Regions from separate parts of the Homo sapiens genome. Here region 2 is linked to region 1. The links are chromatin contacts, found by Hi-C in ENCODE. All regions are on one chromosome and are shown on one strand. The core of a region is the stretch at or near the end of the contact, and the rest is flanking DNA. Distances in the headings are between cores, read along the strand shown.

Region 1 (5,276 bases), core at 1,425-3,924:
GGTCCAAGTTCAAAGAAACTGAGTTGATGAATGGGTGAAAAGGCAAGGCTAGAAAGTGGTAGAAAATGATACTTGAGGTTCATAGGCTAAAGAGGTTAGGAGAGCTAAGTAAGCCAAGGTGGCATTTATGGAGTGCATGAAAACCTTTGCTTAGATGGGACAAAAAGATTCCTCCTCTGCAGAGCCTGGATAGTGGCTGCTGGGTTGGAGAAGACCCACGCAAAGGGGCTGGACACTAGCTTAAGACAGTAAGTTGTTTGTTGGGATGTTTGTTTTCACCAGCCCTAGGCAGGTGGATTTAAAATAACTTCATGAAAAGGATCATATGACAACATAAAAAAGAATTTGGAAAAAGAATGTATGAAGTCACTGATCCCATTCTCCATTCTCATTACTCCTGTATACTGATCAGCTGCAGGATCAGTCTTTAGCCTGGAGCCAGTCCCCATCATGATAACTATCATGGTGATGTTGATGACAATGATGATGACAATGATAATGCTGACAACAGCTAACACTTATTGAGCACATATAGTATGCCAGACACTGTTCAATGTCATTTAATTTTCATATTATTTCATTTAATTTTTTCAAAAACTCTGTGAGATAAATACTAATATTTCTATTTTACATAGAAGAACACTACGGCACAAAGAGATTAACTTGCCCAGGGTTGCACAGCTAGTAAGTGGAGAATTTTGGGCATTCTGATTAAAGAGCCTATGATTTTAATCCTCATGCTATGATTTTTCATTTAAGCTCAGACCCAGGTGGGGTTTAAGAGTAGTGTTGGTGACTTAAGTTGAGTTCCCAGACTGCATGTGGTAAGTCCTGGACAGGTACCCATCCCATTTTTCTCTGCTTCCAAATCCATCCCACATTTGCTTTGTCTGTAGAAGTAAGTTTTCTGAAATCCCTTTCATCACTATCATGCAGAACTTATTTCAACAATTGTAAAAAACAACAAACAAACAAAAAAAAACTGGTGGAAAATTGGGGACATATGGGAAATCTAAATACCAACTGGGTATGACATGATAAGGAACTTGTTAATTTTCTTAGGAGTGAATCGTATGTAAGAAAATGTCTTCAAATTTTAGAGATCCATACTAAAGAATTTAAAGGCTGAGGTAATGGTATCTGGACCTTACTTTAAAACAACTGAGCAAAGAGATAGTAGCCAAAGGAAATACAGTAAAATTATCATTATTAAGGCTAGGTGATCAATATGTGGGGCTTTATTATAATATTCTCTCTACTTTGAAATGTACTTGAAATTTTTAATAACAAAGTTAAAATAAATGTAATATTATGTGTTTCCTAATTCTGATACTATCATACTTGCCCAATTTTGTGTGTGTGTGTGTGTGTGTGTGTGTGTGTGTGTGTGTGTGTAAGACAGGGTCTTGCTTTGTTGCCCAGGCTGGAGTACAGTGGTATGATTACTGCTCACTGAAGCCTTGACCTCCCAGGCTCCAGCAGTCCTCCTAATTCAGCCTTCCAAGTAGCTGGGACTACAGGCACATGGCACAATATCAGGCTAATTTTTGTAATTTTTTGTAGATTTGTGGTCTCCCTATGTTGCCTAGGCTGGTCCCAAACTCCTGGGCCCAAGCGATCCGCCCACCTTGGCCTTTCCCAATTCTTACAGCAAAAAAGAGTATACAGTTGATATGAACCATTCTCTGAACATCATTTGTTTTTACTGTACCTGCTTCTGTCATAATGAACAAGAAGTGTGAAGGATATTTATCTGTCCATAGCAGCAGATGACAATGTTTTATGCTGAACTACAGCGGACAGGTGATGTGCAAATATATGAAACTCTCAAATATATAACTGGCTCTGCTTCTTAGAAGCTTGTAGACTTGAAGTAAGCAACCTACCCGCTCTAGGCTTTTTCTGTGAAAAGGGCTATAATTGGATCTACTTCCAGGCTATTGTTAGGATTTAGGACATAATGCATACAAATCACTCGGCTCATTGCCTGAAACATAGTGAGAACCCAATAAACATCATAGCACCCAAAAAACATAAATACCTTTTAGCAGCAGTCAAAAAAGGTAAAACATTTGTGTTCTACCTCACAAGGAGTTTCCACACTGTAGCTGGGAAACAAATCACCCCTTAATAAGGTTAAGCTATACAGTATAGCTCAGTTTTCATCTTTCACGTCTCAAACAGAAACATCATGTGGATCTTTCACTCAAACCAAATGGAAGTTGTTTTCCTTTCCACAACAATATGAATTCCCTTGGTTAGACAGTAAGAAGGTCACTGGACAATTTCTGAACTGTGAATAAGCAAATACAAAGAGAAGGAAAAAAGCTGGGTTTGTTGAGCAGGCATTGCTCATTCCAGACTGATGACACAACTTTTGGTTAAGGATAGTGAAGATAGAGAAAGCAGTTGCACTGACATTTCAACACATTCCTTTAGCCATGGTAATTAACGCCTCAACTTCTGGATTCAGGGAACGGCCCTCTCTCTGCTGAGGACATTCATTTCAAAGGTGTGCTTTTAAGTGAATTGAAAAGGACCCTAAAGAGAAAGGCTGCCTTTCATATCTCGTCTCTCTCTTCAGTGAATCTGGACACAGTGCTTTCATCTTCTCATTGCCCAGCTTAGGTCCCCTTTTGTTTTGTGGTGCCCTGTTACGTTGCTTTGTTTTGGTTTCTCTGGGAGGCCTGCCAACCCTAGCCTCAGAGAAGGCTCGAAATGATGAGATCAAATGTTTTGAGACAGTGTTACATTTCCTTTTTTTCCCCAAGCTTTTCTTTGTTTAGCTCTATGCCTCCTGTCATCTTAAATCTTCTCTTCCTTATGTAGTGCCTCTATAGCCAAAGAGATTGCTAAGTCACAGAATCACGTACTTTGAAGTAATTTCTTGAGAGTAATGAAACTCAGCTACCTGACAGAAAAATCCCCTTTATGATAACTCCAACCCATGCTTATGCTCAAATATGACTTGCACACACTTCATACAGGGGAGTTCCTTGCACCAATACTAGTTTTTAAATGTAGTTTTTAGAACGTTCTTCCTTATGGTTTTAGAACTGTAATTAATCTTAATTCTAGTTAATGGAGTTAAACAGAAGGAATCATATCCCCTCCTCTCCCACCTGTTTTCTCTTTTTCAGATTTAGAATCTCATTTTCTAAACATTATGTAGAAATTAAGATGTAGAAGGGGAGGGTGATCATAAAAATATACAGACAGGCTTTACAGAATTCATTCCTTCATTCAAAAAATAATTCAAAGTACGAGCCAGGGGATTCTAAGTTTTGAAGTGAGGAGTAACTTGATCTATAGAAGGAATTGAAACAAAAACTGCATGAATAGACTTTTGAGTCAGGGAGGGTCTTCCCAGATGAAGCTGGGTTTTGTAGACTTAGGGACATTTTTCCAAAAATAATAAAAAAACAGGGAGGAGTTTTAAGCAGCAATGTCATAGGGTTTCAAGACATTTTGCCATTATGGCTACCCTCTTCTGGACAGACTGTAGTTATTCACCATTCTGTTTCAGGTGCACAGCGCTAACCATACCATCCAGACAGGGGCTGGTGAGTCCACAGTAGGCTGAGCCATCACCTCCTTTGTTCTGGACATTAGATTGATGCATCCTAATGATGTATTTACTTGGATGGTCACTTTGTCATTCTGTTTTGTATCAGATAGATCTGGTGGTCGACTAAAATCAATACCTGGTTTGGGTTGGATTTTTGATGCTAGATATGCTATACAGAAGCTGGACCACAAAGGAAACTCACGTCAACTTGAGATGCCCAGCATTAAGTTTCTCTTCTCTTTCTGCATCTAATTGAGCCTATATGATGAGAGTTTTGCTTTTGTTCTGGTTTTTCTCTTTTCTTCTATAATTTTTTTCTAATGATGACAGCAAACTTGGAAAATACAGAAAAACAAAGTGAAGCAAGTAAAAATAATTGAAATAAGCATAGATAACCATTGTTATCACTGCTATTGACATCTTTCACTAAGTATCATTTTCCATGGTTGAAATCATACTGTCATGTAGTTTTATATAGCCTGTTTTATAACTATTATTATTAGGTCACAAGAATTTATTTTCCAGCATATTAAATGGTTTTCATATGTGCTTCTTATTTGAGGACATTGAATTTCCTGGTTTTTTACTTTATAAAAGAATATTTTCAAAGAATACCTTTATATTTAAATATTTACTTGCATTTCAGAGTATTTCCTTAGATTAGCACTCTAGAAACATATTTAAAGCTTCTTTGATACATATTTATACACTGCTTTACAAAACTTGTTGGCTAATTTACACTTCTACCTGTATTGTGCATTAAAAAAATAAAAATAAAAAATTAACCTTGCTGCTTAATTGGAGAAAATATAACTGCATTATTGTCTTCACTTTTGTTTTTAATTGTTAGTGATGTTAAAGATTTTACAATGTTTATTAAGCCATTTATCTTTCTTTATTGTTAACTGTCAGTTCTCATCTTTCTTATGCAGGATGGTCTTACTGATTTTCTTCTAAATTTGTGTAATCCTTTTGTATATAAATATTTTAATCCTCATTTTGTCATAACTCTTATAAGTGAGTATGCATCCCAATCTACTTGGAATTTTAATATTGTTTGTGATTTTTAAAAATTACAAAGAAGCCTTAAAAATTTAGCTTATTTTACATATACCATTTGAGTGCTACTGTAATGAAAAATAAAGAGGTTTCTTTGCCTGATTTACTTTCTCTTTCAGTTTGACCTGAGCTTGAAAACAAAAGTAGAAAAGAAAAAAAGTTTTCATGGGTTTCGCCTTAAATAAATCTTACATAATTCCTCTTAAATGCATTTTCTGTAATAAAAAGGGCTTATAAATGTAATTGGAGGTATGAGTTGGGGCCTGCAAAGGCTGAATTCCAAGACTTGTTTTAATATTGTGCATGTGTGTATGTGTGTGTGTGTGTGTGTGTGTGTGTGTGTGTGTGCATTTTGTTAAATGGAGTCTGGAGAGGAAATTAATAAGATTCACATAATTCTTTCTTCTCTGGTGCTTGATAACTTCTCAGCCACTGCCAAATAATGTTAACTTGTTATAACGTTTGTTTAAATTCTATTCTTAAACAAATTCTCCTTAGCAAGGACTTTGGGACCAAACAGTCCTGAACCATCTGTAAAGTGGGAATAATCATGCTCTCCTTGAAGTGCTTTTGTCCAGCTAATCACAAAGCAAAGGTAAAGTACTGAGCTGGTACTGGCACACAGAAGACACCTAATGCCAGACTCTAC
Region 2 (5,276 bases), core at 1,793-4,292, 5.4 Mb after region 1:
GCAATATCAGTATACAAGGAGCATTCTTTTTTATAGATGGCCAAATTTTATGTGATTTTATGACTATAGCATTATTAATTCAGTGTTGTTTGATTTTTTTCCTAATCTTTCTCTGTAACAAACACTGCTCAAATAAATAACCTTGGACATCAGCATATGTCATTTATATGTATAAATTCAGTGTGAATATATGCTCACTTCCTAGAAGTGGAGTTACTGGGTCAAAGGACATGTGCATTTGGATTTCTATAGCCATCTTCTTTCAATAGACACTCCTACCAGTGTATCCAAAAATCTTATTTCAGTTGATGTACATATTCACTAGTAAGTTCACTAACTTTTCTCTATTTTACAGTAGAATACCTTAATGATGTCACTCCTCAAAGTGTCTTTTCTTTTTTAAGATTCATTTTTGTTTTCATTTTTTGTAGGGGGGGGGTCTCACTATGTTGCCCAGGCCAGTCTTGAACTCCTGGCCTTAGTGACCCTCCTGCCTTGGCCTCCCAAAATGTTGGGATTAGAGGCATGAGCCACCACACCTGGCCAAAAAATTTATTTTCTTAAAAAACCTACAAACATCCTACAAAGACATTTTTGAGTTATTTTGTTAACATTTTTCTTCTGTGCACCCTGGGCTACATAAGCGTAACTGGCCATATTCAGTACCAAGTGGTATCCTCTTCATTGGGCCTTATTGCCCTTGACTCTACTGAGTACCCACTTGCTCCCTTCCCTACTCCCTCATTCTCCCTTTAAAACATCCAATCACTGCTGTACAAATCAAGGTTGAATTCCTTTCACATTGGACTATTTTCCCTATTGCAGTAGTAAATTATGGATAAAAATGTGTCCCTACTGTCAGGGTTTGTTATCTTTGACAACAAAAATAAACATATAACTGCAAGTTATAATGAGTGATATGTAGTGTTAAAATAATTAAATTGGAGGCCATTAGACTGAAGTCGCTCTAATGCACTGAGTTCCTACATGAGGAAACTGAAACTTAAAACGGAATCACAAGTGGCCAACTAGTCATCAGTTATATCGTCTTGAACTTCCCACAAGAACAGTCCAAATAAGGCAACTGCTCAAACTTTAACCAGTCAAATAATTTCTTTGCTGTGCTCTGCATTTACTCTCTGAAAGCTTTCAACTACCTCTGGGGGAGCCCCAAACCACTTATGATTTGGAGCTGCCTAATTCATGAATTGCTGTCTGTTCAAATAAGCTCTTTAAAATTTTAATGTGCCAAAGTTTACCTTTTAACAGATAGGAATAGTACAGGGTGCACTGAGGACATATAATGAGGTGGGGGGCCAGAAGGAGTTGGAGCACTAATCTAGTATGGACTGGCAGAGAAGACCTCTCTAATAAAAGACATTTGGGTTAAGACCTGAATGATGAACAGGACTTTGGACAGTGAAAAGCAGAGGGACAAAGATTCCAGGAAGAGAGAATTGCAGTGAAAAGGACTAGAGACAGAAAGGAACTTGAAACACAAGTAGTCTTACAATAAACTTAAAATTTGACATAACCTAATTACTAACCAAATTACAACTTGATATAACCTAATTCCAATTTGATATAACCTTAAAAGCAACAGAACCTAATACATAATGATCCAAAGTCAAATAAGATATGGTGCCTACTCTAAGGAAGCTCAGAGGCAAATAAGTGAGATGTATTCCTATTCTCTATTCCTTTTTCATCATGAAAAAGAAATGGGGACAGGGATCAATACTTACTACCTAAATGAGCTTAAGCAAATTATTTAATCTCTTTAAAACTTGGATAATAGTATCTGTCCTGCCAATTTCAACTGTTAATATCTGTCAGGGTCCTTAAGTGCAAGGAACAGAAATCATCTATAAATGATATAAAAGCTGAAAATGAATTTATTAAAGGACATTAAGCAGCTCACAGACTCTCCCAGAAGCTGAAGAAACAAGCTAGAGGTTCTCCTCCCAATAAAGCCTCTGAGTACCTAACACTGCAGCTTGCAACAACACACTGATGCTGGACACTGGTTGCTGGTGATAGAACATTGCAGTCTCGGAAACGATGTAGTTACTGCGGCTGTCACCCTTACTTCAACAGACTCTCTGAAGTCCTGCTTCTGGTTGTCATTCAAGTTTGAGTTGAGTCCACCAAATTAGATTGGAGAGTCTAGCAAGCAATAATACTCATGTCCCAGTAATAAGGAAGACTAGGAAAGCCAGTATCTGTCACTTTCAGTTCCTGTAAGGGTGTTGGGGGGCAGGGTAAGGGAGAAACTCTGCCAAAAGGATGACAAATGGCCACTGCAAATAGGGTGAGCTCAAATGAGATAATTACATGAAAATGTTTCACAAACTAAGGGAGAATTCAGCCACATAACATTATCTCATTTTGTGTTGTATTGATTTTTAACTCCTCGAAGGCAGGCAAGTTGGAAATAATGTGTAAAATAATGTTAAAATCCCAATACATATGCAATCACATTTAAGCTGTTATCAATGAAGATTGGAAGGAAACATACAGTAAAAGTTATTTTATTAGAGAAGTGGGATTTAAGGTGAAGTAGTTCTTAAATTAAAAAAAAAAAAAAAAAGGACACTTTCCATTGAATTCACAGTCTTCCCCACAAACTTGGATCCAAATTCTAATGAAAGGAAGCTTAAAGACGCAAAGCTTCTGGTGAAAGCAGGAACGGAACAGTTGGTGCCAGAATCGCATCCATACTTCATGATGCGTTGTGTACGCTATGCCGTCCTAATAGGAAGGAAAACTACCACAAATTAGGAGTTTAGAAAATTGCACAATGCTGCCTACCACTTAACTTCAAATGTAACCTGTTAACAACGTTAGCCGACGTGAGGTTACCTAGGGACATAGCAAAACTCGCTAGAGTTACTTCAAGTAAGGCACACGGAGGTTGCTCTGATTATCAAGAAAACCAAACGTTCACATAAAATGTTTGTCTTCCAGCCGCCCCGCTGTTTTCCACTTTTTCCAAAAAGCACTGAAGCGTGGTGAAGAAACAAACATATCCTCAATTCTCGCGAGAGCTCCGTGTGTAACCAAGGGCTGAGGCGGAGGATTGGTCACTCAGGATGAGGAGCCTCCGCTATCCCGCCCCCGTTGCCGGGATACGCCGCGGCGCACGGCAGTTAGTGGGTAGGCCTGAGAGCCGAGGAAAACTGAGCGTGGGCCTCAGAAAGAAGTTAAGGCACCCGCGAGCCGGGCAACTGCCCTCCTTCCGCGCCGGCGGAGGTGAGAATCCCCGGGTCCCATCTCTTCCTCCCTCCCTCCCACGTCTGTTCTCTTGCCTTGGAGATGCTGATCCGCTCCAAACAAAACAAATTCAAACTCGGTCTTAGCTAACTGTTACCGTCGGGCCTGTAGCCAGGCCAGGCATGTACCAATTCTAGTCGAGCGAAGGTTGCGAACAGACCTCCTCCAACAGCCCGACCCCTCCCCGACCCCCCGCAGGAGACCCGCCAAGCACAGAGCAGAGGGAAGGACCGCGATGGGCTGAAGGATTTTAGTCAAAGCAATACATTTCTGCCTCTTACAGTGGAAGGGACTTATTTCTGTCTGTTGATCACAGTGCGGGCAGTTAGCAACTTTCCACTTATTCACCTGTGTGAGAATGGTTGGCTTAGGGAGGATAACGATAGTAATAATAATTAGAAGCAGATGTTTTAAATGTAATACTTATCGTCTTCACAACAGCCCTGCAAGGTAGATGTCACCCTTCTGTTTTACAGAAGATGAAATCCTGAGGGGTTAATTAAGGTGGCAAGATTATGCAGCCGCTAACTTTGTCAGCACTAGTTTGTATCGCTAATCATTCTGGATCCAAAGGCCAGGCTGCCTCTCTGTGTGAATAATTGGAAATTGTGTGACTCTTTGATTGAATAACCCCGAAGTTAGTGGTATATTTGTTGCTAATGCCCGCCTCTTAATCCCACTGGTAATAATATAATGGTAAGCTTTTTTTCACCACAGTAAAACGGTGGCAAAGAAAATTGGGTGAAATTTTTTATGTTGTACATTTTCTCAAAGTTAGCAGGAAACCTAGAGTAATATCTTTTCCACTGGAAAGAGATGTTTATTGTACTCGTTTTCTTCTGGAAAAACCATTTTGATCATACACCGTCTTCCTTTTCAAAGAGTCATTTCATGAAATTCCTTTTTCCATTTGAAATTCTTTTGCTTTGTACATAGAGTTCAAAATGGCAAGGAATTAGAATCAGGGAGCTAGTGGGGTCAGGAAGATTGATGTGAACATATTCAAATGAGATATCTGAATGGAAATTTCAGATAAACAATTGAAAACTCAAAATTGGTGCCCAGTTGAAAGGGCAGAACTGTAGACATTGATTAGTGAGCCGTACACATAGTTGGAGTTATAAAGATGCATGACTGTAGAAAGGATAGAAGCAGTCCAAGGACTGATTACGAGTAATGCTAAGAAAAGTCAGAAAAGTAGTACTGGACATAGAGTGTAGAAACAGAGAAATCATTTTAGTCCAACACACGCTTTGTTTGCCTTTTTTTTTTTTGAGACGGAGTCTTGCTCAGTCGCCCAGGCTGGAGTGCAGTGGCGCGATCTCGGCTCACTGCAAGCTCCGCCTCCTGGGACTACGCCCGCCACCACGCCCGGATAATTTTTTTTTTGTATTTTTAGTAGAGATAGGGTTTCACTATGTTAGCCAGGATGGTCTCCATCTCCTGATCTCGTGATCCACCCGCCTCGGCCTCCCAAAGTTCTGGGATTACAGGCGTGAGCCACCGCTCCCGGTCGCTTTGTTTGCTTTTTAACAATTTAGTAAATTTTTGTAATTGGCAATACCTTTATGTACGAGGAAATTTAAAAGATACAAGAGAGAACAAAGTTTTTGCTTATCACTGAGACAGATTTTGGGGATATAAAGATGATTAAGATTCAGCTCTTGCCATAAAGGGTGAGAAATACTTAAGCAGATCATTTCAAGTGGTGTGATAGGTTCTGGAATAAAGTAATACACAGGATGCATGGTAGCATGTAGAACAGGCCTATACACTGAAATTGAAGAAGACGAAGATTCCAAGACCAGTTATGGACTGGTCATGGAAGGATTCCCAGAGAAAGTAATAGGCAAAATGTGTGTTAGGCAAGGGGACCACTTAAGAGGCTGGTATAATAGTCCACCTGAGTCAGTGATGCCCTGAATTGGCCAGTGCTGTAGGAATAGAGAGTAAAGTACCTGTTAAACACTTAGGAACAAAATCAGTAGAACTAAACAAAACAA

The links. A loop is a pair of places that touch in the nucleus more often than their neighbours do. Pooled maps may share reads with other maps.
Region 2: a pooled map shows a loop between it and region 1 (2.5-fold over the local background). The contact joins the promoter of IFT74-AS1 here to the enhancer-like site in region 1. A Hi-C loop is called at or near these places in 2 of 50 pooled maps.

The regions. Positions count from the first base shown.
Region 1 is chr9:21,574,082-21,579,357 of GRCh38, forward strand. No RefSeq gene overlaps it. Among named protein-coding and RNA genes, the nearest start is that of MIR31HG, 17 kb to the left of the region's middle. RefSeq lists a silencer at 2,899-2,948. Within about 2 kb of position 2,675, at least 10 of the 41 ENCODE cell types and tissues checked have a DNase peak (open chromatin) inside an H3K27ac peak, as active enhancers do.
Region 2 is chr9:26,953,265-26,958,540 of GRCh38, forward strand. IFT74-AS1 (IFT74 antisense RNA 1) reads right to left here and starts at 3,043. Exons shown (of 2, transcript NR_121605.1): 1 at 2,863-3,043; 2 at 2,516-2,751. IFT74 (intraflagellar transport 74) reads left to right here and starts at 3,148. Exons shown (of 20, transcript NM_025103.4): 1 at 3,148-3,252. RefSeq lists enhancers at 2,360-3,095, 3,096-3,830 and a silencer at 4,427-4,721.